Linked DNA regions of Homo sapiens: region 1 is linked to region 2. The links are chromatin loops, found by intact Hi-C in ENCODE. Cell type or tissue: IMR-90. All regions are shown on one strand. Links, peaks and the distances in the headings refer to the core of each region. The heading gives the core; the rest is flanking DNA. Region 1 overlaps UBE2E2 (ubiquitin conjugating enzyme E2 E2). Region 2 overlaps UBE2E2 (ubiquitin conjugating enzyme E2 E2).

What was found. A loop is a pair of places that touch in the nucleus more often than their neighbours do. Peaks named below come from ENCODE experiments on the same cell type or tissue, not always from the same donor. Only the 100,000 strongest peaks of a DNase experiment are listed, where the experiment ranks them.
Region 1: a loop joins it to region 2, with 2.8 times the contacts of the local background. A loop is called at or near these places in 2 of 110 quality-filtered maps.

Annotation. Positions count from the first base shown.
Region 1 is chr3:23,440,032-23,455,579 of GRCh38, reverse strand. All of the region lies in intron 3 of UBE2E2 (ubiquitin conjugating enzyme E2 E2), which reads right to left. Among named protein-coding and RNA genes, the nearest start is that of UBE2E2, 240 kb to the right of the region's middle. RefSeq lists a cis regulatory region at 14,020 and an enhancer at 13,936-14,105. In IMR-90, for the core only: no CTCF peak of the experiment used is centred there; a DNase peak (open chromatin) is centred at 12,369.
Region 2 is chr3:23,568,490-23,584,037 of GRCh38, reverse strand. The region is part of intron 5 of UBE2E2 (ubiquitin conjugating enzyme E2 E2); the gene reads right to left. Among named protein-coding and RNA genes, the nearest start is that of UBE2E1, 230 kb to the left of the region's middle. In IMR-90, for the core only: no CTCF peak of the experiment used is centred there; DNase peaks (open chromatin) are centred at 3,507 and 8,147.

The DNA of each region.
Region 1 (15,548 bases), core at 4,824-12,823, 130 kb after region 2:
AAAAATTAGCCCGGCTAATTTTTTGTAGAAATGGGGGTCTCATTATGTTGACCAGGCTGGTCTTGAACTCCTAGCCTTAAGTGATCCTCCTGCATTTGCCTCCCAAAGTGCTGGGATTACAGGAATGAGCCACTGTGCTTAGCCCAATAATGTACTTGTTATTAAGGTATATGCATTGTCCTCTTTAGACATAAAGTCACTGCACACTTAATTGGCTACAATACAGTATAAACATAATTTTTGGATGCACTGGGAAACCAAAAAATTTGTGTGACTCACTGTGTTGCAACATCTGCTTTATTGCTGTGGTCTCGAGCCGAACCTGCAGTATCTCTGAGGTTCCTGTAATTCACTTGTGTGGTAGACACAGAGGGCATTTCCTATTGACAGGTAGTCAAGCTGCTTAATTATAGATTGTTGATAGTTCTGCTCCATCTATTTACCTCGCATGCAGGGAAGCCTTTGGAAAGCTAAACTTTTCAGGTCTCTCAGAAAGAGAAGAGAGCAAAATCTGCATTAAAACTATTCTTGTCATGCAGAGACCTGGGTTAGGCAGGAAGACATGATAATCCAGTGAATTCTGCTTAGGGATCAAGTCCCCACACTTGGCTTCAATGACTTTTCATAATCTCGGATACACCCATAAAGAAACAAAATACTGCAAAACGTAAGGTAAACAGACAAAAAAAATTCCTAACATTTTCTATGCAAAGTTCAAATTTTGAGTTTAGCTTCAGCTAAATTAGGAAGTACACTGTACAACACTTTACCAGGAGGTAGTCTTTTATTTTAGTGCTTGAATTTGTATGCTATCAAAAAATAGTATGGCATCTTGCCAAACTTGCACTTAGTTCAAACAAAACTTTAAAAGAGCTGTTATTCTAGGTGCATATTCACGTATTATTTCTCATATAGGCATACCCAGACATCACACACGGATGGAAGAAAGCTGTTGGGCTATCCCATTAGCAGGATGAAACACAGTCTGTGTTATATGAGGTATTTCTTGTACTGTAAGCAAAACTTCTCTTAGCTTTTCTGGCAATTTATTCCATAATTTTTGTCTTAAAGTTCTTTATGAGACTAAAGATACAAGGTAGCAGATGAGACTTAAATCAGACTTCAGCAGGTAGATGGAAAGCGCTCAGACATGAGACCTCCCTTAAAGGTCTTACCCAACTCTCAGCTTTTAAAATATGGATTGCATTCATGGGTGGCACCTTTTAAAATAAACCATTCTTTTTCAAAGCGTTTTGTTCTTTTAAAATAATAAGCTGTTTCAAGTAGATTTTCTACTGTAAGTTAATAACTAATAAACACATGGTATAAAGTTATTACATTTAAGTACTGTTAAAATTTAAAAAATCAGTTTATAAAGTATTAAAATAATTTAAAGAGCAACTAATGGGGATCTAAAAATTCATTAGCTTCTTAAAAATTCAAACAGAACAAAACTGACAAAGGTAAAACAAGTCTCCTCTTATTCCTCAAGTTCTAGGAGTCTATGATTCTAACAAATTAAATACTTACATTTAGCAACATAATCTTACACAATATGCAAATATCTCAGAATGCTGCCTCCCTTCTGTAAAATTAAAGAGTATAGAAAACTATACCTTTAAGTTATTTTATAGCAGACATTCTAGGTGTTTACTACTAGACGTGTATCTTCTTTAAAAGGTAACTAGCACCACTATAATAAGCTCAGAAAAAGTTTCTTCCCCTATCAAGATATTTGTAACATCTTCACAATGAAGAGATGCTTCCTTGGCCAATGTACAAATACATTTTGAAAGGAAAGCTGTAATACACTGCTCTACAAGAAAGCTCTGTTGGTTGCAGAGGGTTAGGAAAATCTATAATGACAAATGTATTCACAGTTTGTTTTATAAAGTCGTTAATATGCAATATCTTGATTTATATTTTATTAAGATCATCAATGATTCCCTTTCCAGATTCAGAAATATATAAAAAGGGATTTTAAAATATCCTCAAACCACTGTTGTAAGCACCTCAGTTCTAGTCTTCAAAGATGCATACAATTTTTAAATGAGAAGTGAAATATGTGGAAAGAGAAAGTAGGCTAAAACTGTAGTCTTTGTTTTTCATTTGTTAATACTTTGGGTATATATTCTGTTTAACTTCCCTTAAGACATATTCATGCCAACTTTCTTTTTAAAAAACAGGTTAAAGATATAAAGTATTTTTTTCTTTCCTCACCACAAAAAAAAACAGAAACAAATGGAGAGCCTCCAAACATATTGTTTCCAACGGAAATGGATGAATTAAAAAATAGTTGCTCATTTTAACAAAAAATTCAATATTTTAAATAAGTTGAAAACACCACAACTACGTTGATTTAACTGACATATTTAAAATGGTATATATTAAACCATTAGGATACTCTACCAGAAGTAGCACTTGCCAGTTATAGGAAGGCACATTCAAACTTCGGTGCCTAAGCCTTAAGAATACTTATTATTTCCCCACTGCCAAATGCTCCAAAATATTTTACCTATCATTTACTTTGAAGAGCAGTTATTTTTCTAAGGATACTATTAAAAATGGGACATAGAGTCTAAGCAGTATTAGTGCACTTATGGGAAAAACAGGATGAAATACCAAAAAGTTGGCCTGTTCCAGGAAATCCAGAATACATAGTTGCTATTTGAGTAAAGGGGTGTGCCAGCGTGCTGTGGAGAACAGAACTCAAGAGACGGCATAAAAAGAACTTGTCCATCCTAACTCTGTTAGATCATAGGCATTTTGTAGTAAATTATGGTCCTTCAAGTCTTTTTCCTCCCTACTGCCCTCACCAGACCTCCTGACATACCCTCCTTTTCACAGAATGATAACATTAAAATGTCTTTCTCCCATCAGGGATAAAGTTGTTCTCATCTTTGACCAACACAGAATTATGCAGTAGCAACTCAACCATTTGGGTAACAGTTATCACCTAGCCTAATAAAGATTATAACTAGGATCAAGTTACAGTGTTATTCTAAATCAACAATCTGAATATAAATTTTAACTGGTCAGTGTGCACTAGAATTCCCATATTTTATAAACACGACTTTTACACTAAACTTTCTAAAGTCTCTCAAAAATTTTAATATAGATTCAAAACATACATTCTTATCAAGAAAACACCATGTTCCAAATTCAAATACTTTGGAAGAGTCAATGGAGGACTGTCAGCTGGTTCAAAAGTCTACTCACTAACAGAAAAAAAAAAGATTCTGTATAAAAATTGCACCTGTTTATGATTCACATTTTCTTAAAGAACTTCCTACTGTGTCTCTTGCTGACAAGTAAATGTAGGACCTTAAATCCACACAGTAGCTAGATATATCGTGCTGTTGAAAGTGTGAATTCACCAGTGGATATAGAACATTCATTAAATGAGGATATGAACTAACATATTCCAGCTGCAACAATTTTTGAACTATGCAAGTAACTCCATCCTTTTTCTTCCCCACTTTCAGCCAAAGAAATACTCTCCAAAGCCCAGAAAAACATCTCAAAGAATTGTTGAAAACTCACCACCAACCTTTTCCATATTTAGATTTTAACAATTAAATCTCTATAATTTAATTTCCAGTAAGAATAACATTAACAGGTTGATGGTAAAACAACCCTGTAATAATTCAATAAAAATGATAAAAATTTATCTTTATGAGATAAGCAACAACATCCATCCCTCTTACCCTTTAGGTACTGCTCTATTTTTTTCAAACTTGGCCACTATCTTAGGGAAGCATAAATATATTTTTTAAAACTCCACCAACATAGAGATTTCTTGTTGAGAGACTATGAACATATTCCTCGCTCATAAAAATAACTAACGATTGTATGAGAATCAAGTTTGAATTACTGAAATAGAAATAAAGCATACCTCTATACTTTTCATGTTGTAAAAGTACTTTATTACCAGGATATTAGCTTATTTTGGATTTCTTATAGCAAAAAGTACATCTTACTACACTGATAGCAGAGAGACAAAATCTTACATTACATAATCAAGACTCCTTAAGAGATAACACGGTATAGTCGTCAGAAGCGCTCACTGAAGACCTAAATTTCCTGGCTATCAATTGCAGACCTGCCACACCGATCAGCTCAGCAACCCTGCTCAAATTACTCTTTATTCCATGCCTCAGCCTCCTCATCTGTAAAATTATAAGTATTGCTCAGGATGTTTCGAGGATGCCATGTAATGAGACTTAGGTAAGTACTACCTCTATTACTGATCTAAGAATTCTTATTTTAGATGCATATACAGCTAAATTAATGAATCTAAATGGATAGCAGGACAAATTTGACATGAGCAATTTTTCAAAAAAAATTATTTATTTGCTTTTAAGAGGAGAGGCTATGTTGCTCAGGCTAAACTCAAACTCCTGGGCTCAACGGATCCTCCCACCTCAGCCTCCAATACAAGTGTGCACCACCGTGCCCAGTTAATAAACATTTAAAAAGTTTTACAATAGTTGCAGATTTACAGAAAAATTGCAAAGATAGTACAAAAAGTTCCCAAATCTTCCAAGAAGTTTCTCTTATTAACATTTTATGATGTCAGCAACTTTTAGTGATAGCTCAATAGTGGAAAGTCATTTATTCTCAGCCAGTAAAACTACAAATTTAATTAATCTGTAATTTCAGTAACCCACCTACTGGAATAAAACTTTGAAACTTGTAAATACCATATTATAATTAGTAAGTGCTAAATTTATTGTTTTAGTAATAGCACTGCACATACTATACTAATGTAAGGTGTTTTATATTCTCATTAAAAAGAAATAAAATGAAAAAGTTATTTTAATGTGTGTAATTACTTCTATATACATATTAAGTTGCAAATTAAAACGTAAAGTAGAAAATAAAGCCGGAATATTTAAATAGATACTTCATAATTTTAAAATTAAATAAATTTTCTTAATATCATAAGGTAACTAAAACTACATAAGGGCAATGTTGGTGAATACATTTTGATATCAGAATTCTTAATTTATTTCCTCACTTTTAAAGAATCATATTTCTAGTAATATAATACAAGGCAAATTTTTCTGAGATGATAATGAAAGAGGTAAAGAGGTGTATCTATAGCAATGTTAAAAGAGGCACACAGCATTAAATATAGACATGAACTGCCCCATTTAGTAGCCACTAGCCACATGTAGCAAAATTAATTAAAATTAATTAAAATTAAATTCTTCAGTTGTACTAGAACCACACGTCAAGGACTCAGTAGCCACATGAGGTTAGTGTTACAATGTTGGAAGCACAGAGAGAGAACATTTCCATCAGTGCAGAAAGTTGTACTGAAAAGTACTGCTCTAGATATGAACAGATTGTTTCACTAATCACACTTAACTGAGTTCTACCCAATAGTCCTAACCTCTTTATCCAAACAAATTCTTTTTATTAAACTTGCAAAAAAGAAGCAAGGGGATAAAAGCAGGCTTTTATCTCATTTTCTGAAATGTTTAAGGGATGAAAAGGAAGACGGCCTGGCCAATTCCCATAACAGACAAATGGCCACCAATAAATGAAAAAATTGCTGAGGTCCTCAAAGCCATTGCTGTACTCACGTGGCAGGGTAGCAGTGGGCCCAGTGGCCAGGAGGATGCCTCTTCAGGGGTACATTTCCTCACTAGGGGGAGGGGTCCCCATGTGGGGCCTCCGCACTGGTGGGACCTTCCCCATTATAGGGCTGGGGTTTCTGCCAGTGAAAAATGGGAAATTTCATTGTTAGCCAGCTTTAAAACTTTTCCCCGTTGAGATATTAAAAACACTGCTTACTGGATTATTTAGTTAATTCAAAACAGAATTATATGAGATAAGTTTTTAGAACTGATGAATCATGATGTGTGATTGATTCTGTCTGCCCCTGAGTCCCCTAGGAAAAAATCACCTGCAGTATTACCAGAACTGTCATAAGAATTTTCAATCTTATTAAATGCTGAAAAGATTAGATTGAACCAGATAATGGTTTTTCCAATCAGGATAAAAAATAAGGATAATTGTCTTTTAATTATCAGTAACAGACAGTGGTGAAAAGAGCAAATGTAATCAGATATAACAAAAACCTCACCAAGTTCCACAGCTTCTCATTCTTACCCCATCCGAATTTTTAAAATCAGAGTTGAAAATAAGAAGCAAATATTTAAATTCCATCCAGTTACTTCTTGTGAACATTCTGAGATTTGGTACTAAAATAATGATGATGTAATGGTCAATGGAAACAAAGATCTGTTGTTTTATTCTCCAAAAAATTTTTAAGAAATCCATGTAAGCAGTCTGTTGATATCTAAAAATGTGGCTAACAATAAAAATCCCCCTTACACTTACCAAATGTTTTCACTTCTACAAAATGAGCATTTTCATTGTTTGGGCTGCAGCACACACAGTTCAATGGAAAGTGATAGGTGTATTCCTACTGACGTTCTGTAATGCCATAAGAGTTACCCTAAATTTTTCCAGTTTAAACTCTTTCTGCTAGTATACTTACAATGGCATGCCATAGTATACCTTTGGGCTGTTAGGTAAGAGGGCAATTCAATAGAACTCTATGGATGATGGATATTACATTTCTAAAAGCCATTGAAAAACCAGAAAATATAAGTTTGTGGTGAACTCCAAGAAAGGAGACAGAAGAAGTAAACAGATGGAACTGTGCACTAAAATTTGTGACATTATTTTTCCCACCAGGTACCAGAGATCCTGGATCTGCCTGACTTAATCTCCTAATCTCTGGAGTTGCAGAGGGCCCCTTTAATCCCTTGTAACTACGCTCCCAAAGAGCAATTCAGAGGTCAGCTTACTACAAACTGCACTTTTCTGTCTACATTACAAGAAAGATGAGGATAAAGAAAGGAAACATAACCAGGAAAAGGTATTTTATACAAAATTAGGTAACACATTTGAATTACAAATTATCACCCTCCAATTGGTGAGAGAAATTTATTTTAAATAGAAAATATCTAGATCCCAAGTATTTAATGTTACTGTAAAAGTTGAAATACTTTCACGACAGGAACTAATATCATTCCCAATTAGCTTCCAATCAGAATCCTCATATTAGGTCATGTATTAAAAAATACTAACTTAGTAGACTATTCCTAATAGTATTCCAAATCTCCATAACATGGGTAAGTTAGGCTTACCTGCTGCTAGTTGTGAAAATTAAATTTTTGACACTATCAGTGTGAAAAGTAGTTCCAGAGTATATGGTCAAACAAAAACATTGCCAAAGATGTAAGAATAAAGATTTACATCAAACATCAAAAACAGAAATGCCTTTCAGGAGTTGACCTAAGTTCCTAGGGGTGGAACTGGAAGGCTTCGTGGCAAGAGCTTCATTCTGAAAAGATTACGGGGTCACTAACCTCGACAGACTCAGTCAAAATTAAACTCTGTTAGACTTCCTGTCTACCCTAAAAGACCCTGATATCCACAGATAAAAACTTCTTCACAACTGGCTTATCCATTAGAAAAAAAAATACTGCCTTTAATTAAAGAGATAATTTTTAAAAACAGAAACTTACTCCTCTGAACATTGATTTTATATTTACTTTGCTATACTGTCAAAGTTTCCTAATAACCTTTCTTCCTCACATGCAGCTGCAAGGCTGTTTTGGCCTGCAGAAAGGAATACATTTTTCTAATTCACACAAAATGCCATGAATGTTAATAAAGGCTCTGAAGACAACCATGTAATACCATATTTCATTGACTATAAAATAAGGTGCACCATCACTTTACAAACCACTGAGAAAAGCTCACTAAATTAGGCTGTAATATAGTGATTTCTTATCACACAAAAATTATATTACTCTTCTTGAAAGGGGTCTCTTGATAAGTGTAACAGTCATGTTTGCTATATATCACACTTGAGCACAAAGAAAGGATTACATGAACAAAAAAAGAATTACTAAAACTTCTTCACACTTGGAGTTTAATTCTTCTGAATCATTTTTCAGCTCAGAGATAATTGTTTTTCCACAAAATGTAGTCCTTTGTGCCATCAAGAGCATTGTTGAGGTAGTGTATCTTGAAATTTCTCTCCACAACTGCCCCTGGAATTTTCTTCCAAACTGCTGACATTCTTTTTGCAAGATTTTTAAAGAATGCATAACTACAACTAACTCACAATAACTACTTGTCCCAAAGTAATTGATATCAGAAAGGTTAAAATATGTAAAAATAGGCTTCTTAGAACTGATGAGATACAATAACAGGGCTCCTGATGTTGGGACAAAATGCTTTTCTTTCACTTCCTTTCACCCATCTAACTATTCATTCCTCAAATAGTTATTAATCACCTAATATGTGACACAGGCACCAAGGGACAGGGCAGTGCACAAACAGGTAATGACACTACTCTCAGGGAACTTACATAGAGACTGGCATTAATTAAATAAACACAGAAAATTAATATAAAACTACTACTGTTGTAAGTACTGAAAAAAAGATGCACATCATTTAGTAACATATGGCTGATCTGACCTAGTCAGGGAAATCAGATAATACCTAAGGAAAGCAGGGAGAATGAAATGTGTCAGGCAGAGGAAACAGCATGTAAGGACTGTTTTGCATGGATAACTGCACTGGGGAAAGGGAAATCCCAAACTTTTTGAGGCCTATTACAATTGAGTTCTAAACTACACCAATACTGGGGGACCTGAAATGCCAGCACGCTCTTCTGGTCAGAGTGAGGGTTTATGGAGGCCAATTAATTAATAAAGTTTTGACCCAAGTCTCGGGAACTACAGAGAAGAGCACTATCAAAGACTTAAAGATGCAGGGGTGGTGGTCCTCACCATATTCTCTTTCTATACCTTTTATGACCCTACGGATAAAAAAAAAAAAAAAAAAAAACCAAACAGACGGATAATGAATAACTGTAACCTTAAACTGGTAGAATCCCCAGTAGTAACTGGCATGCCAGATATGGTATCAATTTGGTACTCAGCTACTGATATGGTGAATGCTTTCTTCTCAGTCCCTATCAGTAGGGAAGATGAAAGGCAGGTAACTTTCACAATGGCAAAGAGACCATAATATCCTTCCCCAGGGCAATGTTAACTCTTACGATCTCACTCAAAATTCAGTCAGCCGGGATATCTTCACATTCCATTATATTCATGATAGCATACTAACTGCATCTGGTTAGCACAAAATGGAAAGTACCCTAGCCAGCTTAAGTAAAATACACATAGCAGACATTTCACAAAAATTAAGGGTTATGGGCACACACTGCCAAACTTTTTAAGGAGTTCAGGGCTCCAGGCCATGCTGAGAACATCCTCTTTAAGGTAAACAAGTTTTTGCATCTCTCAAATCTACTGTTAAGAAAAAGGTGGACCTTCTTTGATCCTGGAGGCTGTATATTTATATGCAGTACTTTTAACACCGTTTTGATCCATTTATCAGAGACCCCGAAGGATGCCAGTTTCAAGAGTGACCGAGTGTGATAAAGAAGACTCTGTAGCAGGTCCCAGCTATGGTGCATCTGTGACCAATGGATCTCATGGTACAAGACCTATTTTTTTTCTCTGTTTAAGAAATGGGGTCTCTCTCTGTTCCCCCAGGCTGAAGACCTATCATTGACGGATAAAAATGCTGTGGAGTCTCTGGCAAGCACCAAAAGAGAAGTCACAATGCTGATCCTTGGGGTTCAGTGGCAGAGAAGAACTTTCTGCTAGAAAAACAAATCCTAGTATGTTACAGGGCCCTAAGAGAATTTGCATGCCTCACTATGTGCCAACAAATAAGTCTGTGACTTAAAGTACCCACTGAGTAGCAAGACGGGCAGAGAAACAACCCGTTGTATGATGGAAATGGTATATTTGGGATTAGGCACAGGCACATTCAGGAGGCATGAAAAAATTACATTCACAGGTAACTCAGACTCCCACATCACTAACGCCTTTCTCCTTCATGACCAACTGTCAAGGCAAAAAGGATTTCCGATCTAGCCAAATATGAACTGCTGTTGCACTGCAGCCTTATTCAGGAGCAGACCTAAAGAACTGTGGTAAAAGAAGTTTGGCAGATGAGAACAACCGGAGCAGTATATGTGGTGGTCATCCATTTCAAATGGAGGGAGAAATGACCTGAGCTACAGATATACTCTGATTCATTGGCAGTGGTAAATGGTGTCTGGCTGTTTGATCAGGGGCCTAGAAAACAACAGTGAAAGATGATGTGATAAGGAGGTCTGGAAAAATGAATTGGGCACAAATCAGGGGCATTTGTGTGTCTCACAATAACTACCAGGAGGTATCTACCAAAATGGAGCATGTCAACATGTGTGTTGTCTAATATCAACAATGAGGTGAATAGGATACTTTATTCTATGGCTGTCAGCCAGCCTTCCACTTGGGCCACCACAGAGTTGACATAGTGAGCCCATAATAGAGTGGCCAAGGTGCTTCCTCTCACCAATGTTGAAAAGCTATTGCTAAATGCGTAAACTGCCAATGAAAGAGACTGATGACAACCACTCAATATGACATCATTACTCAAGGAAACCGATCACTTGGCATAAGATTACATGGGAGTGGGGAGGTAGAGGGAGTAAAAGAGTTGGTGGCAGGGTGGCAATGATTTGTCTTTACAGAATTAATACCTAATCTGAACATGGATTTAGTTCCAGCTCCCAATACCTCTGCTACCACCACCATTCCAGGGCTTATAAAATAACTGATCTATCAACATGGCATCCCACCAAACACTGTCTTAGGCCCAAAGTACCCATCTTATAACTAAAGAAGTATGACAATGGGCACATCCCCTTAGAATCCATTTGCTTTACCGTACACTCCATTCACAAATAACAGCTGGCCCAATAGGTAGGCAGAATAGCCTATTAAAAAATATCAGCTGAAGAGACATCTTGAAGATGACTTCCTGCAGTGTTGGAGCACTGCCCTCCAGGGTATGGTATATGCATATGCATTGAAGCAATGGCCATTACAGGGTGCTGTGTTATAAACAGCTTCAATACTTAGGTCTGGGAACTGAAGGATGACAGTAGGGTTGACTTTGTGAAACTTGTGTTTTCTACCCATCCTACTTTCATCTCTACTAAGGTAGAGGTTCTGACTTCCAGATGGGGTTAAGGGGTGATTGTTTCCACCAGTGGACATGTAAGAGTTCCAATAAACTTGAAGATCTGACTATACTGCTGGGATACTTTGAATTCCTCAAGCCAGTACATCAGTAGAAAAAAGGGAGTCAGGTTACTGCTAGGAATATTCAATCTGGACCACCACAAGAAGCAAAGACTGCAGCTACACAATGGGGGAAGAAGAAATATGTCCAGAACTTGAGAGATTCACTGGGGTATCTCGTGGTGCTTCCATAGCCAGCGGTTACAATAAATGGGATATTTCAACAACCATGGATCAACAACAGCAAGGCAACTAAGGGCTCAGACATTTGAGGGACATAAGTCATATTTTATTTCAGCAGGCAAGCAACACAAGCTGGCAAAAAAAAAAAAAAAAACAAAACTGGTGAAGAAAACCTAAAATGAGTGATAGAAGATGTGTATCAATTACTGCCTCACGGTCAGCTGCAGCAGAAGGGACTGTAATTTGTTTCTCTAACTGTCCCGTCTAAAGTCTTTCGGACAGTGTGGCAGGGCTCCACCTTGAAGGGGATTCAGTTACTGATTGCACATAACCTCTGATCTCAGGGATGAAGTGAAGGCATCTTATTCTCACAAAAATGGAGGCCTCATATCGTAGTATGGAAGCTACGTATAATGTAGAGCCTGAATGGATCTCAGTGGTTAAAGGGGTGTATTATACTGGGCATCTTTTATGCATCATTCAGATCTTCTCAACCTTACTTGTATCTTAGTCCAGCTGTCTAACCAGCACCAATTTCACATAGGTACATCTGACAGTTCCCTGCCTCATGCCTCGGGGGGCAGTTCTTGCCTTGTACTCTATGGCATCTGCGTTGACGCTGCTTTGGATTCCCCACTTGCATACCCCCATGGAGGAATTAATATACTGAAAGATGAATCTTTGGCCAATGGGAGACAGAAACTAATGAAAAAATTCTTCCTCCTTTCTTCTCTCACAAGGTACAGTCTTAAAGCACAGTTTATGAGAGTTTTCAGGAACGAACCTACAGGACTGAGTGGTGGCAGGTACCACAATAGCTTATCCATGTATTGACTCTCCACCCCTACCAAACCATATTCTCCTTGTTTCTCACTCTACTTCTTGGGATTATGTTCCCTAATAAACAGCACATGCTGCTCTGCTTCCGGCTCTTCTTAGTGGGGAAGCTGAGCTAAGACAGATCTAATAGTCTGTGGTGCCTTTATGATATTTGAGGTCATTCCTCTGGAGTTCAGAGGTGGTAAGTGAAACCACAGGCAGAGATGAGATCACTCAGAGGGAAAGACAGAGTAGGAAGAGAAAAGAGAAGAAGACCTAACACTTGGTCCATTAATGGCCACGAGAGGGATAATGGCCAGAAAAGAAGAATGCTGTGTGGCCAGAGAGGTGAGTAGAAAACTGGAAAGTACTGTTGTTATTGTGAGGGAGTTTAGTAGGGGACACAGGTAATATACATCTAATATACAAGCTGTTAATTTTAAATTACTAAATTTGGTTCAATTATTAATATAGATATTTGATATATTATCAAAGAAAATTAAATAATACATACTGCAAACAAAGTAGTGATGGAGGAAGTTTTTCAAACCACATTCCTCTGAGGGGAAACCCCAGGCAGAGCTACAGGAAAGCAGAAGAATCAGTAACCACGCCCCCTTATCTATGCATCTCTGGAAGGCAAACTGGTAGTGGATACAGACTGAGGAAAGGATGATCTGGCTGGCTAAGTTATTCACTTACAAAATTCTACCTTTTGAAAATTTCTTTTGGATTTTAAAAAACGCTCTGACATCAAAAAATAAAAGCTCATAAAACAGGCTTTTATAAGATCTTATAGAAAACAACACAGAAAGCTCAGTGCCTTATGTAAGGCATTTTAATTTAGTATACTTAAAACTATACTTCATAGTAAGACTTTCTTCCTTACACATAGGAGGGCATAAGAGTTCATAAAAATGCTTTATATGTCTTTACGAACACTTAGGATCAGAAGACAGATCTTAATACTTGGAATTAATCACAAGATTAAGGTATGAAATATCACCCTCTCTTACAAGAAGCCAGACAAGTCCTTTTTGGGGGGTTGGGTGGGAGATTAATGCTATATACCCATCAGTAGCAGGATTCATTTTTTTTTTTAAATTTAGAAATGTTTTGGTATTCTCCTTAAGTTCATTAAAACTTCTCTTTAGTGCATTTAGTTTGGTGTAAATAAAAGGATCAGTTCTGCCTGATCTTCACCCTGATTTCCTGTCTGTTTCAGTTAATATTCCTTATCCTATTGTTACTAATGTTTAATGAGGTCTTTATTAAAATATACATATGTTCTTTTACTCCCAGATTTTATTTTTGTAGCATGTATTACACAGGCCACATAAGTCCAAAGTTACAATCAACAATATAAAAGTCACAGAACTAAAATCTAAATTTCTAACTAACAATATGAACACTAGGGAACTTCAATTTAAATCACAAAGCAAGGCTTTGTAATAACATTCTTAAAGTACTTAAATAAATATGAAACGTCTTTGAATATAAGTGGTACACCAAAAGCAAATGTGTTTTAAACGACCCAAATGAAGAGTTTCATTTTCTGACACTGCTTTTGGTAATTAAAAAAAATGATATATTTAAAATAGTTAGCTCATAATATCACCTAAAGTGTTGTACAGTTAACAACTTCCTTTCAAAAATAATAGCATAAAGCAATACTGAATACGCTATAACTTAAAGATGAGACAGAATCAATGCTACCTGTCAGCAGTGCTAGAGGCCTGCCCCAACCACATGACTATTAGGAACAAGTCAGTGAGCTCCTCTAACAAAGTCTGTGCTTCAGAGATGGTGGCATCTCCTCCACACATTAAGTTTCCTTACCCAATTCTTTTTTTTTTTTTTTTGAGACGGAGTCTCGCTTTGTCGCCCAGGCTGGAGTGCAGTGGCGCGATCTCGGCTCACTGCAAGCTCTGCCTCCCGGGTTCACGCCATTCCCTGGCCTCAGCCTCCCGAGTAGCTGGGACTACAGGCGCCCGCCACCATGCCCAGCTAATTTTTTTTTTTTTTTTTTTTTGGATTTTTAGTAGAGACGTGGTTTCACTGTGTTAGCCAGGACGGTCTCGATCTCATGACGTCGTGATCTGCCCGCCTTGGCCTCCCAAAGTACTGGCTGGGATTACAGGCGTGAGCCACTGCGCCCGGCCTTCCTTCCCCAATTCTTTGATAGATGCTCACTTCACAGGTACAATTGTTGCCTGCCAACCTTGCAGGGTGGATATTAGTTTTCATCTGATGCTTCAGAATACCCAAGTGACACAACACCAGGTCAAATGATTTTAGTGGTTTGCAAGTCGGTGTAAAAACCCCAGCTCTTTTGTACTGGAGCTCAGTATCCAAACAGCCCATTCTCTCTTTAGAATTCTAACTAAAATGTCAGTGGCAAGGGATTTTTAAAATAGCCCCTAGGTGTTTCAAGTTTCCTGTGCTTGTTTCAGCAGACTACTGACCCTGCCTACTCACAATAAGCGAGTCTCTTAGGATTTAAATATACAGCTACATTGCCGTAACAAGAACCAGTTACAGGAAGAGCAGGAAAAAAAGTTGGGGGGACAAACTGGCAGGAAATGACTTCAGGACACTTTTTTTCTTTTTTTTTAAATCCAAGTCAAAGAATAACTCAGCTCTTTACAGTTATTTAAATCTGAAAACTATTTCCCTGAAAATGAAATTTCTAAGTAATATACAAATCAACTTAACTAGACTGAAACATTTAGGCTGATCTTACTTTATCCTTTTTCTCAGTATCTTACCTAACGGTTCTATATTTCAAAGCCTGACAGATTTGTTTGGCTGGCATGATCTGACCACTTCCTTTCTATCGAGAAATACAATTTTCTCTTTTGTTGCTGAAAGATTTCTGTTCACGCGTATGAACGTGGGTCCGTTTACAGATTTTGAAGTGTAAATGTTAACATGGAGATAATGCAGGTCAGTATTTTACATCTTATTAGATATCTATATAAAGAAGATAAGATAGCCGGGTACAATGGCCCATGCCTGTAATCTCAGCACTTTGGGAGGACGAGATGCAAGGATTGCTTGAGTCCAGGAGTTTGAGACCAGCCTGGGCAACATAGTGAGACCCCATTATTTTTCCTTTTTTTCTTTTGAGACAGAGTCTCACTCTGTCACTCAGGCTAGAGTGCAGTGGCGTGATCTTGGCTCACTGCAACCTCCGACCCCTGAGTTCAAGCGATTCTCCTGCGTCAGCCCTCCGAGTAGCTGGGATTACAGGCACCTGCCACTGCACCTGGCTAATTTTTGTATTTTTAGTAGAGATGGGGTTTCACCATCTTGGCCAGGCTGGTCTTGAACTCCTGACCTCGTTCGTGATCCACCCACCTCGGCCTC
Region 2 (15,548 bases), core at 3,213-11,212:
ATACTAAATGAGCAAACATTAGAAGCATACCCCTTTTGAAATCCAGAACAAATCAAGGATGCCCTCTCTCACTACTCCTAGTCAATATTACACTGGAATTCTTAGCCAGAGCAATCAGGCAAGAGAAAGAAATAAAATGCATTCGAATAGGAAGGGAGGAAGTCAAACTATCCCTGTTTGTAGACGATATGATTCTATACCTAGAAAACCCCACTGTCTCTGCCCCAAAGCTCCCTGACCTGATAAACAACTTCAGCAAAGTGTCAGGATACAAAATCAATGCACAAAAATCAGTAGCATTTCTATGCATCAACACCATACAGGCTGAGAGCCAAAACAAGAACACAATCCCATTCACAATAGCCACAAAGAAAATAAAATACAGCTAACCAGGGAGGTGAAAGATCTTTACAATGAGAATTACAAATCACTGCTCAAAGAAATCAGAGGTGACACAAACAAATGGAAAAACATTCCAAGCTCATGGAAAGGAAGAAGTTTGTTAAAATGGCCATACTGCCCAAAGCAATTTACAGGTGCAACGCTATTTCTATCAAACTACCAATGACATTCTTCACAGAACTAGAAAAAACTATTTTAAAATTCATATGGAACCAAAAAAGGGCCTGAATAGCCAAAGCAATGCTAAGCAAAAAGAACAAAGGTGGAAGCATCACATGACCTGACTTCAAAGCATACTACAAGGCTATAGTAACCAAAACAGCATGATACTGGTACAAAAACAGACACATAGACTAGTGGAACAAAATAAAGAGCCCAGAAATAATGCCACATATTTACGACCATCTGATCTTTGACAAAGCTGACAAAAATAAGCAATGGGGAAAGGACTCCCTATTCAATAAATGGTGCTGGGCTAACTGGCTAGCCATATGCAGAAGATTGAAATTGGACCCCTTCCTTACACCACATCCAAAAATCAACTCAAGATGGATTAAAGACTTAAATGTAAAACCTAAAACTATGAAAACCCTGGAAGACAACTTAGGAAATACCATTCTGGACACAGGCCCTGGCAAAAATTCCATGATGAAGACTCCAAAAGCAACTACGACAAAAACAAAAATTGACAAATGGGATCTAATTAAATGAAAGAGAGTCTGCACAGCAAACAAACACACAACACACACACACACACACACACACACACACACACTCAACAGAATAAACAGACACTCTACAGCATGGGAGAAAATATCTGCAAACTACGCATCTAACAAACGTCTAATATCCAGAGTCTACATGGAACTTAAATTTACAAGCAAAAAACGAACCCCATTAAAAGGTGGGCAAAGGACATGAACAGACATTTCTCAAAAGAAGGCATATATGTGGCCAACAAGCATAGGAAAAAATGATCACTGATCATTAAAGAAATGCAAATCAAAACCAAAATGAGATATCATCACATACCAGTCAGAATGACCATTATTAAAACGTCAAAAAATAACAGATGCTGGAAAGGTTATGAAGAAAGTGAATGCTTATACACTGCTGGTGGGAGTGTAAAGCGTTTCCACAAACCACTGCGGAAAGCAGTGTGGTGATTTCTCAAATAACTCAAAGCAGAATTACCATTTGACCCAGCAATCCCATTACGGGGTATATCCAAAGGAATATTTCTATCATAAAGAAACATGTATGTGTATGTTCACCATGGCCCTATTCACATCAGCAAAGACATGGAATCAACCTAAATGCCCATCAATGGTAGACTATCTAGATAAAGAAAAAAACCGTGGTATATATACACAATAGAATGTTATGCAGCCATAAAAAAGAATGAGATCATGTCCTTTGCAGCAACATGGATAGAGCTGGAGGCCATCATCTTAAGCAAACACAGGAACAGAAAACAAAATACCGCATGTTCTCACTTATAAGTGGGAGCTAAACATTCAGTACCCATGGACACAAAGAAGCAAACAACAGATACCATGGCCTACTTGAGGGTGGAGGGTGGGAGAAGGGTGAGGATAGAAAAACTACCTATGCTTATTACCTGGGTGACAAAACCAACTGTATATCAAACCCCTGTGACATGCAATTGACCTATATAATAAATCTGCACATGTACCCCTGAAACTAAAACAAAAAATCCAGACTAAAAGGGATAAGCAGCAGCTAAGTGGTAAGAGGAAAGTGAATCCTGAGGAAATGGAGAAAAGACAGGCAGACTGCTGAACTGCTGAATGACTCTATTTGCAAGACCAAAGAACATTCTATCTTGGTTGGTAGGTGGTATGGAAGAAATTACACGAAAAATTTTTTTATTCCCCTTTCATAAGAAAACATACACATCTTGAAGAAACACAAAGATAGTATAGCATAGTGGAAAAGGGCATGGGCATTGGATCCAGAATGTCTGGGTTTTTAACTTAGTTCCACCACGGAGTCAGGTCACCTTGGGAAATTACTGTGCCTCAGTTTCCTCAACTGCAAAATGGGGAGAATAATGGTACCTACACTTCATAGTTTGTTATGAGAATTAAGTGAATTAATCCTTGTAAAGCATATACAAATTGAAAACAAATATGTATTTGTGTGCATCTTTTAAGAATATATACCTGATTGTCTTCTTAAAGACATTCTCTTCAGATAAAATCCAAACTCAGCATGGCTCCCAAGGTCTTCTGTGATCCAGACTTTATCTTTCTAGCCTCCTCCCCTCATGCTTTAACCATAATAAATGACTTTCAGCTTTTTAAATAAGCCCTGCTCGAGGATGCCAGGAGTTTAAGATGAACCTGATCAATATAGCGAGACCCCGCCTCTACATAAATTTTTAAAAATTAGCTGGGTGTGGTGGTGCATGCCTATAGTCCCAGCTACTCTGGAGGATCCCTTGAGTCCAGGAGTTCAAGATTGTGGGGAGCTATGGTTGTGCCACTGCACTCCAGCCTGGGTGTCAGAGTGAGACCCCACCTCAAAAATAAATAAATAAAAATTAAAAAAATAATAAAAGGACCAACAATTTCACCATTTACCTGAAATAAAAGCCCTTTGCCATATGCAAAACGTGTTTAACATGAATCAGATCTGACGTTAGATAGGAAGTTACGTGACATTACCATAAGGATTTTTAAAACTTAAGATATTTTGTAAAGTTTGGGATATTTTCTGGGACATCTGATTACCTGAATCAAGTTATTAAAATATGCAATAAAAAAATAAGCCCTGCTCTTTTATGATTATGTTTGTTTGCTTATGTTGGTTCCTCTGCCTGGGATAACCTTTTCTACTTTTTTACCTGGCAGGCTTCTACTCATTTCTCAACATTTAGTTCAAGCATAGCCTCCCTGAGGATGTCTTCCAGGGGCTTCCTAGCAGTCTTATGTGTCCCATCTCTGATTTGTTTGTTCATATCTCTATCATTGCACTGCAAATACAGGCATACCTTGGAAATGTTACAGGTCTGATTACAGACTGCCGCAATAAAGTGAATGTCACAATAAAGTGAGTCACACATATTTTTTGGTTTCCCAGTGCGTGTTTATACTGTAGTCTATTACGTGTGCAATAGCATTATGTCTTAAAAAAGTACATACCTTAAAAATATTGCTAAAAAAATGCTAACAATCATCTGAGCCTTCAGTAAGTCGTAATCTTTTTACTGTTGGAGGATCTTGCCTTAATGTGGATGGCTGCTGACTGATCAGGTTACTGAAGGCTGGGGTGGCTATGGCAATTTCTTACAATAAGACAACAATACAGTTTGCCGCATCGATCGACTCTCCCTTTCAGGAAAGAGTTCTCTGTGCATGTGATGTTGCTGTTTGACAGTATTTCACTTACAGAACTTCTTTCAAAATCGGAATCAAGCCTCTTAAATCCTGCCACTGTCTTATCAGCTAAGTTTATATGTAATATTCTAAAAACTTTGTTGTCATTTCAGTGTTCAAACAATCTTCACCAGTAGATTTCATCTTAGGAAACCACTTTCTTTGCTCACCCATAATAAGCAACTCTTCATCTGTTCAAGTTTGTTCATAAGATTATAGCAGTTCAGTCACATTTACAGGTACTACTCTAATTCTAGTTCTCTTGCTATTTCCATTACATCTGCAGTTATTTCCTCCAATAAAAGTTGTGAAACCCTCAAATCATCCACGAGAGTTGGAATCAACTTGTTCAAAACTCTGGTTAATGTGGATATTTTGACCTCCTCCCATGAATCACAAATGTTCTTAATGGCACACAGAATGGTGAATCCTTTACACAAGGTTTTCAATTTACCTTGGTCAGATCCATCAGAGAATCGCCATCTATGGAAACTATAGCCTTAGGAAATAGTATTCTTTTTTCTTTTTTTTTTAAGAGACAGGGTCTTGCTCTGTTGCCCAGGCTGGAGTGCAGTGGTACGATCGTAGTTCACTGTAACTTCGCGATCCTGGGCTCAAGTGATCCTCCTGTATCAGTCTCCCAAGTAGTTAGGACTACAGACACAAACCGTCATGCCTGGCTAACTTTTAATTTTTGTTGTTGTTGTTGTTGAGAAAGGGTCTTGCTATGTTGCCCAGGCTGGTCTCAAACTCCTGGCCTCAAGTGATCCTCCCACCTAGCCTCCCAAAGCACTGGGATTACAGATATGAGTCACCACACCCAGGCTTTTAGGTTTTTTTTTTTTTTTTTGAGATGGAGTCTTGCTCTGTTGCCCAGGCTGGAGTGTAGTGGCACGATCTTGGCTCACTGCAAGCTCCACCTCCTGGGTTCACGCCATTCTCCTGCCTCAGCCTCCTGAGCAGCTGGAACTACAGGCACCTGCCATCATGCCTGGCTAATTTTTTGTATTTTTACGGGGTTTCACCATGTTAGCCAGGAAGGTCTCGATCTCCTGACCTCATGATCCACCTACCTTGGCCTCCCAAAGTGCTGGGATTATAGGCATGAGCCACCACGCCCTGCCTAGTTTTCTTAAATAATAAGAATTGAAAGCTGAAATTAATCCTTGATACATGGCCTTCAGAATGGATGCTGTGTTAGCAGGCATGAAAACAACATTCAACTCTTCATACATCTCTATCAGAGCTCTTGGGTGACCAGGTGTATTATCAACCAGTAGTAGTATTTAAAAATTTTTTTTTAACTTTTAAGTTCAGGGGTACATGTGCAGGATGTGCATGTTTGTTACACAGATAAACACGTGCCATGGTGGTTTGCTGCACAGATCATCCTATCACCTAGGTATTAATCCCAGCATCCATTAGTTATTCTTCCTGATGCTCCCCTTCCCTGCCCCCTCTGACAGGCCCCAGGGTGTGCTGTTCCTCACCATGTTTCCATGTACTCTCATCATTCAGCTCCCATTTATAAGTGAGAACATGTGGTGTTTGGTTTGTTTCTGTGCTAGTTTGCTGAGGATAATGGCTTCCAACACCATCCATGTCCATGCAAAGGACATGATCTTGTTCCTTTTTATGGCTGCACAGTATTCTATGGTGTGTATGTATCACATTTTCTTTATCCAGTCTATAATTGATGAGCATTTGGGTTGATTCCATGTCTTTGCTATTGTGAGTAGTGCTGCAATGAGCATATGTGTGCACGTATCTTAATAACAAAATAATTTATTTTCCTTTGGGTATACACCCAGTAATGGGACTGGTAGGTCAAATGGTATTTCTGCCTCTAGGTCACTGAAATATCACACTGTCTTCCACAATGGTTGAACTAATTTATACTCCCATCCACAGTGTAAATGCATTCCTTTTTCTCTGCAATGTTGACAGCATTTGTTGTTTTTTGACTTGTTAATAATAGACATTCTGACTGGCATGAGATGATATCTCATTGTGGTTTAATTTGCATTTCTCTAATGAGTGATTTTGAGCTTTTTTTCATATTTTTATTGGCCACACGTATGTCTTCTTTTGAGAAGTGTCTGTTCATGTCCTTTGCCCACTTTTAAATTTTTTTTCTTGTAAATTTGTTTAAGTTCCTTGTAGACTCTGGATATTAGATCTTTGAGTACTAGTATTTTGAAAAGAATCTTTTTTTTTTTTTTTTTCTGAGAGGTAGGTCTCAACCGTGGGCTTAAAATATTCAGTACGTCATATTAAAAAAGATGTGCTGTCATCCAGGCTTTGTTCTTCCACTCAGAGAGCACAGGCAGAGTAGGCACAGGCAAGTTTTTAAGGGTCCTAGGATTTTTGAAATGGTAAATGAGCACTGGCTTCAACTTGAAGTCACCAGCTACATTAGACCCCTACTAAGAGAGTCAGCCTGTCCTTTAAAGCTGTGTAGCCAGGCATTGATTTCTCTCCAGCTATAAATGTCCTAGATTGGTATCTTTCAACAGAAGGCTGTTTCATCTACAATGAAAATCTGTTTAATGTAGCCACCTTCATCAATTATCTTAGCTAGATCTTCTGGACAACTTGCTGTAGCTTCTATATCAGCAACTGCTTCTACATCTTGCACCTGCCTTGTTCCTTGGTCACCCTCAACCTTGCAATTTTATGTTAGGAAGATGGCTTCTTTTTTAAAACCTTGTGAGCCTACCTCTGCTAGCTTCCAACTTTTTTTCTGCAGCTTCCTCACCTCTCGGCCTTCACAGGATTGCAGAGAGTTACGGCCTTATGCTGGATTAGGCTTTGGCTTAAGGGAGTGTTGTAGCTGGTCTGACTGTCTATCCAGACCACTAAATCCCTATCAGCAATAAGGGTGTGTTGCTTTTTTTTTTTTTTAAATCATTCCTGTGTTCATCAAAGTAGCACTTTGTATTTTCTTTAAGAACTTTTCCTTTCCATTCACAACTGGCTAATGCTTGACACAAGAGGCCTAACTTTTGGCCTGTTTTGGCTTTTGACATGCTTTCCTCAATAAGCTTAATTATCTCCATCTTTCAATTTAAAGTGAGAGACATTTGACTCTTCCTTTCACTTGAACACTTAGAGGCCATTACAAATCAATTACAATAGTAGCATCAGAGATCACTGATCACAGATCACCATAAAGGATATAATAATAAAGTTTGAAATATTGTGAGAATTACCAAAATGTGACACAGAGACATGAAAGAGCACACGCTGTTGGAAAAATGGGGCTGACAGACACGGGCTTGCTACTAACCTTCAATTTGTTAAAAAAAAAAAACAATAACAACAGTATATGTGAAACACAAAAGCACTGTCAAACGAGGTGTGCCAGTACTGCCTTTTAGCTGTCTGTTTACTTTTCTGTTTTCTCACTGGACGGGAGCCCATGCACTCATTCAACAAATATTTATTGAGCCCCTACTCTGTTCCAGGTACTGGAGAACCAGTGCTAAACAAGTTTCTCCCCTCACAGGACTGTCTGTCATCTCTGTATCCCTCTTACCCTATATGTTTACTGCATGGATGGATGGATGATTAGAAGAATATAAGTAGATAAGGTATACACACAACAACAGCCATATATAGCACAGTCACTCCACAAGGCAGGTGTTCCTTTGCAGCACTAGCATTATAAATAGATTGCATCATAGATGTTTGTCCTGTCTCTACTCAAGGATTACTAGGAAGTCAGAGATAGGGACATGGTGGTGATTTTAACAGCATTCTTTCACTTTTCTCCTCTAATTATGTAAACATAATTTAAAAATTATGTTTTTTTAAACATAATTATTTTGTTATTGGAATTTGTGGCCTGCACTTTGCCATTTCTTGGATTCTTCAAGGCTATGATCCACTGTCCTCCGGCAGTTCCACTGTATCTTTGATTAATGTTATTCTTTTCGCTCCCCAAGTCACTGGAGGCTATCTGTGAGTTGTCTTAAAATGAGAGAAATAATTAATTTTTGTTTCTTTCATAATACTTTTATTCCATGGTTTGGTCTAGCCTAGTTTTATTTAAATCTTTTATAAAATTAAAACATAACAGATGTGCATTATAATAAATTCAAATAATACAGAAGTATGTATAAAGTAAAAAAATACTACCTTCTCTTCAACTCAATACCCCCTTCCACCTTGAGGCAACTACAGTTAATGGTTTGACCCTCATCCTTCCATATTTTATTTATTTAAATAGAAATCGCACAGACATTCTGCAACTCGCATTTTCTTCTGTAACAATGTACCGTAGCTGTGTTTCTGAGACAGCACATATTGACTTAGCACATTAGTTTTAGTAACTATAAGGCATTCCTTTGCATAGTGAGTCAGCATTCATTTTTCCACTCCCCTTATGATCACATTTAGATTTTGATTTTTTGCTGTTAGAACTATATTACAGTCTTGTATAAATCTTTGAGGACATATTTGAGTACTTCTGGAGGGCAGATTCCTGGACCACTGTATACATTTTAAATGTCTGGTAAATGCTGCCAAACCACCCTTCAATAAAAGTATGTACAATTTACTCTCTTTCTGGGCATTCTCACCAACTCATTATCAGCTTTTTTGTTTTTTTTCCAAACTAACAGAAAAATAATCTGTCGTTGTACCTGTATTTAATTTGATACCTACTGAAGTTTAACATTTTTTCAAGTTTGTTCACCATTTGTATTTCTTCTGTGAGTATTTTGTTCATGTCCTTAGTCCATTTTTTCTAATATGAAGGAACACTTTATACACTATAAATATTGAAAACACACTATAACTAAGCTTTGGCCTCAGTACTCGGTCAAAATTTGCTTTAGCTTTTGGAAGACGGAATAGGCAAATGCCTCATTCAATGTCATTTCCAGGTTTACTGAACTTGTAGAGATCAAAGATCATATAGGTTATTATCACATATAGTAAGCATAACATCATCACTTGGACTTACTGTTAGTATCTGAATACTGATTTTTAAATATTGGTAAGCATTCTGAATGTAACTTGGGACTAAAAATCTCTTTTAGCCAAAGACAAACTACATAATATATGAAGGAAACATCTGGCATTGTCTACACATGTATTCACACAAATGTTCAAAATGAGAGAGAAGAGCAGCCACCACATGTTAAAAGGCTGCTGGAACAAACATGGTTTTAATGTTATCCACTGCAAGTGCTAATACAGGCTGAGTAGCCCTAATCTGAAGATCCAAATTCTGAAATGCTCCAATGCGCATTTCCTTTGAGAGTCATGTAGGTGCTCAAAAAGTTTCAGATTTTGGAGCATTTTCAATATCCAGATTAGGGACACTCAACCTGTACCAAAAGAAAATGACTTGGTAACAAGCAACAGCTGCTGGCATAAAGTGTAGCACATCTGGTGACTGTGTGAAGCAGCAAGTGAATGCAAAAGTATTAGAAATAAAAATGTAATGGCAGAAGTCTTATGTCTGCTTCTTAAATATTGAGAAAGTGTTTTCTTTCTTAGGGACAAGGTCTCATCATGTTGTCCAGGATGAAGTGCAGTGCCTAATCACAGGCATGATTATAGTGTACTATAGCCTCAAACTCCTTGGCTCAAGCAATCCTTTTTTGCTTCAGGCTTCTAAGTAGCTGGGGCTACAGGTGTGTGCCACTGAGATCAGCCTGCAAACTGCTTTCTTTATAAAAATTTATAATTTTTAATGTTTGTGGGTACATAGTAGGTGTATATATTGATGGGGTACATGAGATACTCTGATAAGGCATGGGAATGCAATGTATAACAATCACATCATGGCAAATGGAGTATTCATCCCCTCAAGCATGTATCCTTTGTGTTATGGACAATCCAGTTGTACTCTTTTAGTTATTTTAACATGTACAATTAAATTATTTTTTATTATAGTCACCCTGTTGTGCTAGCAAACACTAGGTCTTTTTCATTCTTTCTAACTGTTTGTATCCATTAGCTGTGCTCACTTCCCTCCCTCTGACACCAACTACCTTTTCCAGCCTCTGGTAACCATTCTTCTACTCTCTATCTTCATGAGTTCAGTGGTTTTAATTTTTAGCGCTCACAAATAAGTGAGAACATGTGAAGCTTGTCGTTCTGTGCCTGGCTTATTTCACTTAACATAATGACCTCCAGCTCCGTCCATGTTGTTGCAAATCATAGGATCTCATTCTTTTTTACTGTTGAATAGTACTCCATTGCATATATGTACCACATTTTTTTTTATTCAGTCAAAGTGTTTTGTTTAAGCATTGCACACAGCTTTAGTTTGTGAAATTGTTTCAATGACAGTGTGTCATCATCAGCTAAGTTTTTAAGTCTAGGAGTTGAGAAGACTTTACCCTTTTGTTACTATTCAAGAAAAAGGAGAGCTTATTGACCTAATAGCACAATCTCCATGAATAGTAACCCATATTGGCGTACATTGCCCACAAAATCCACGCTTTTAATCAGCTGACAACAAGCAGCTATTTAGGTATTGCAAGTGTGGAGGAACCACCTAGCAGCTGGCAGCACTGAGAAAAGATATTGGTACATCATAATGACAAACCTTAAAAACATACTGATGCTTTAATAATAAAACTGTAACATTAAGTTCTTGAAAATAAAATTTCATATTTATTCTTATATCTCAGAAGGTCATTTTATGATGGGAACATTCAGCTTTGCCTTAGGCTGTTCATTGATTTTAATACTGGCTGTTTAGTACTCAGCCAAAATAAATTTAGTGCACTTCTAAAGATAACACGATTCATCTATTATGTGTGGAAAAAATATTTTCTCCCAGTATATGATTTGTCCTTTAACCTAGCTTATGATGTCTCTGGCCAAATATAAATTTAAAAAATTTAAGAATTCAAAGCAGTCCATCTTTCTTTAATATTTTCTGGTTTGATGCATGTTTATAAAGGCTCTCTATATTCACTGCACTAGTTTAGAAATATCTTTGCGTATTTACTTTCTCCTATATTTACAGTAACTTTTATGTGAAATGTTAACTTTATCATACACAAGCTTCCTATGTGTATCTGGACCTGATTCTGTACTTGTTATTCTTTCAACGGAATAATTTGTCTTTTGCTTTACTCACTCCTGATTTGTATCACTATAGCTTTATAGTAGGGTTTGATATCTAGTAAATTAAGTCCTCATCGTACCTCATTCCTTTCCTTCTGTAATTTTTTTTTGAGAACCCTAATCTTGATGAGATTAATACTTGGAGCAATTAAAGCATTTCACCCCAGGGTATAGGACTCTCATGTCCCTCTAAATAATGTCATCAAAACAAAACTACCATTTGACACAACAGTCTCATTACTGGGTATATACCCAAAGGAAAATAGATTGTTCTACCAAAAAGACACTTGCACTTGTACATTCACTGCAGCGCTATTCACAAAAGCAGAGGGATGAATTCAACCTAGGTGCCCATCAACAGTGGACTGGATAAAGAAAATGTGGTACATATACAGCATGGGATAGCATGCAGCAATCAAAAGGAGCAAAATCATATCCTTTGCAGCAACATGGATGCAGCTGAAGGCCACTATCCTAAGTGAATTAACATAGAAACAGAAAACCAAATACTGCATTGTCTCACTTATAAGTGGGAGTTAAGCCTGGGCACACACAGATGTAAAGATGGGAACAAAAGGCACTAAGGACTTCAAAAGGAGAGTGAGAGTCGGGGAAGGGGGCAAGGGCTGAGAAACTTCCTATTGGGTATTATGTTCACTATCTGGGTGACACGATCAACAGAACCCCAAACTTTAGCAACACGCAATATACCTTTGTAACCTGCATATGCACTCCCTGAATCTACAATAAAAATTAAAATTATACATACATATATAATGTTATCAGGATTTAGAAACACTGGAATTCCTCTGAGTCTAAAATGAAGTGATTAGGACAAAGTTGGGTTTTTGTAGTTTGGAAGGTAGAAAAACCTGACTACTAATTATAGGCTTAACCCAAACCAGAAAGATTAAGTATCCTCAAAAGACATAACAGTGTGTGACTTGTAGTGATTAAGGGAGAAAAACGATCATTTCCATGATTTAAATCAAATAATGGACATTATCAAACTAGATCTAAAATTGGGAATGCTAAATAAAACTGCCTAAATCTAGCAACATGTGCTACTGCTTCAGAATCAATAACCAGGGATACTAAAAGAGGTATTAACTATCCCAAATTCCAAGGAGACATTAATATCTCCCTCAGGACTTATTAAGATAAGCTGGCTCTGCCAGCTCCAGGAGTCCAACATAAAACATGAAAAAGAAGAGAAAGGACGTTTGTGGGAATACTGAGCTACTACCTTGGGAGTGTAGTTTGTGTGGCAGTGGAGGTGTCCTGTTCTCCACACCCTCCCCTCCAAAAGATGGCTTTCCTTTCTCAAAGCCACTTCGGGAGGGTACCAAGAGATTCGTTAGTAAAGATTCAGAGTGTCTTCAAGGAGACTCTTGAGTGTTATCCCTGTCTGGAAATTTAAATCAGATATGAGTTGCTTAGGTAGCTGACCTGCTGACCTGCTCCTAGACTAGCTGAGTAGAGAGAGGAAGTGGCAAAAAAAGCGGTCTGTACGATCCTTGCTATCTTGTCAGTGTCCTATCAAGAAGGGAGCACAGGCTGGGCGTGATGGCTCACGCCTGTAATCCCAGCACTTTGGGAGGCCGAGATGGGCGGATCACGAGGTCAGGAGTTTGAGACCAGTCTGACCAACATGGTGAAACCCTGTCCCTACTAAAAATACAAAAATTAGCCAGGCGTGGTGGCACACGCCTGTAATCCCGGCTACTCGGGAGGCTGAGGCAGGAGAATCACTTGAGCCTGGGAAACGGAGGTTGCAGTGAGCTGAGATTGTGCCACTGCATTCTAGCCTATCTGACAGAGCGAGACTCTGTCTCAAAAAAAAAAAAAAAAAAAAAAAAAAAGAAAGGAGCACACAGGTGAGGGGACTCTGATAGCAAAGAGATTCTTAGAAGAATGCTGTGTGTGAGGGGCAGTGGTGCTCTGGAGCCATTATTAAAACATTATACAAACTTATAATTAAATAGGTAATATTAAAAACAAACATAGAAAATACTTAAAAACTCATCACTTCTTAATCAGTTTACTATTACCCTCTATGCTCTTACTTTTTTATTGTCTATGTGCATGGTGGGAAAAATTGTGCTAGCATGCATCTTGTCCCAATTATCCATTTATTAAGAGTTATGTTGGCAACTTGAAATGCAAAAATGGTACAAAATCAGGACTTGATTTATTGTTGACTGTCTAGACTTAAGGAAGTGATAAAGAAGATGCTAATAATGCAGATTAAACTTAAAAGTCTATCATCTCTAGAGTCCTCACACTGTGAACAGTACAAAAATTGGAGGACACATTCTTCTAGTATTTGAAAACTATTATTTGATTTAGCAAAGAAGTTGCTCATGACATTACTAAAAACAAGCTCTGACATCTTTGTTTCACTTTGTCTTATTTCTTAAATGAAAATATCACCCAACAGTCATGTTAGAAATATACTCATTTGTCAGGTGCAATCACAGGATGAATACACAGGAAAGAGTTTGGCAAATATCAATGCCTTTCTGGAAGAATCAGCTGGCTATATGAAATTTACATTTAAGAGTACTGTATATTTTATAATTTATAAATTATTTATTATACATTGTTTACTGTTGTAAATTATTTACTATACATTGTTTACATCAGTAAAATGTACAATAAACTTAGGTATGTACATATACACATACCACCCCTGCCCAGCCTTTTGTTAAACATTTACCAGTACACTACTGGGAAATGGGCTGGGCTGGGCAAGGGGGTTGAGTCTAGGCTAGGTCTTCAACATCAGGGAACTGGGCAGTGAACTCTCCCAGTTACCCAATGTGAAGAAGCATTTTGACACCTGTTACCCAGAAGGCATGGATGGCAAGGCTGTATTTGCCAAAGATGCAGGAAGATGACAACCATGTGAAATTAGGTAAAGGGACACTGTTCTCACTTATTACCTATCCCTCACCCGCAAGGAGTTACGGCTTGATTAGGGGGAAAAAGGAGGTACCAGACCATGTTCCTCGCATTTTGATGGAGTAGAAAGAAGATATTAGATTTAAATCAGGTATAAGATGGGAGTTTAAAAATGGACCAGGTTGACCTTCTAATAATGAGAAAGTGACCCGCAGTAGTGAGTGCTAAAAGATCTGCTAGATATTGTTAAGGGATAGAAAAGCAAGATTCCACAAAACATAGCCTAAGGCAGTAACTGGATAAAATTAAAACCATTCAAAATTAACGCCCCTTGAGTCAATAGTGCTCATAAAACAGTAAAAATACAATGGCTGTATATACTTGATAAAATATTTTTAAAAACTTAAAAACTCAGCCTGTAAGTCTATATAGCAGTGCTACATACATTAAATCAATGCACACTTTGAAATATAAAATGTCCTTTTAGAATAAACTCATCTAAAGAACAGCACAGATGGTGTATTCCTACTGAGAAGCTATTGGGTTGCAATTCCAGGCTTAATTAAGTAATAATTTTTAATGAAATCTCAGAAAATATCCTTACAGTAGAGGACTTAAGATACCAGAGGTCCACACATTACTTTTCCCAAATACCACTGCAAAAAGCTCTAGCTGCAGCAAGTAGTGGAGGAAACAGGCCAAGATGCCAAGATATTGGAAGCTAGGTTTTTAAAAACAGCTTTATTGAGATGTAATTCACATACCATACAATACACCCATTTAAAGTGCACACTTTAATGGTTTTTAGTATATTCACAGATTGGGCAACCATTACCACAATCCATTTTAGAATATTTTTGTCATTCCAAAAAGAAACCCTGTACCCATTAGCAGTTACTCCCCGCTGGCAAATCCACCAGTCCTAGGTCTGGGTATCTACTAATCAAACTACTTTGGTGTCTAGGTAGTTCCCTAATCTGAAAACTTTTCCTAAATGGAATAATATGTAGTCTCTTGTGATTGGTTTCTTTTACAAAGCATGTTCTCAAGGTTCATCCGTGTGGTAGCATCAATACTTCATTCCTTTTTATTATCAAATTATTTTCCATTGTATGAATATATCAGTTATATTTATCCATTTATCAACTGATGGACATGTAGGCTGTTTTCACTTTTTGGCTATTACAAATAATGCTGCAAGGAACATTTGTGTACACCTTTTTATGTGGACATATGTTTTTATTTCTCTTGGGTATATATTTAGTTGTAGGATTGCTTGGTCTTATAACTCTATGTTTAACCATGTAAGGAACTGCTAAAGTGCTGTCCAAGGCAGATGCACCATTTTACATTCCCACTAGCAATGTCTAATTCTCCACTTCCTCACCAATACTTGTTATTATCTGTGGATACTAGATTTTAAAGAATAGCTTATTCTGCATTAGTCTATACCCACCAGGTATCCAGGTATTTTATAAAGTGTTATACATATATATATATATATGTATACATATATATGTGTATATACATGTATATATATATGTGTGTATATATGTATACATATATGTGCGTATATATGTATACATATATGTGCGTATATATGTATACATATATATATGTGTGTGTATATATGTATACATATATATGTATATAATTATATATAAGATATACAAGCGTTTGTTTCTGCCAGCCAGAGAAAATAAATTCTCTTTAAATGGAGTATTTTTCTGATGTTCTCTGGCTATGACA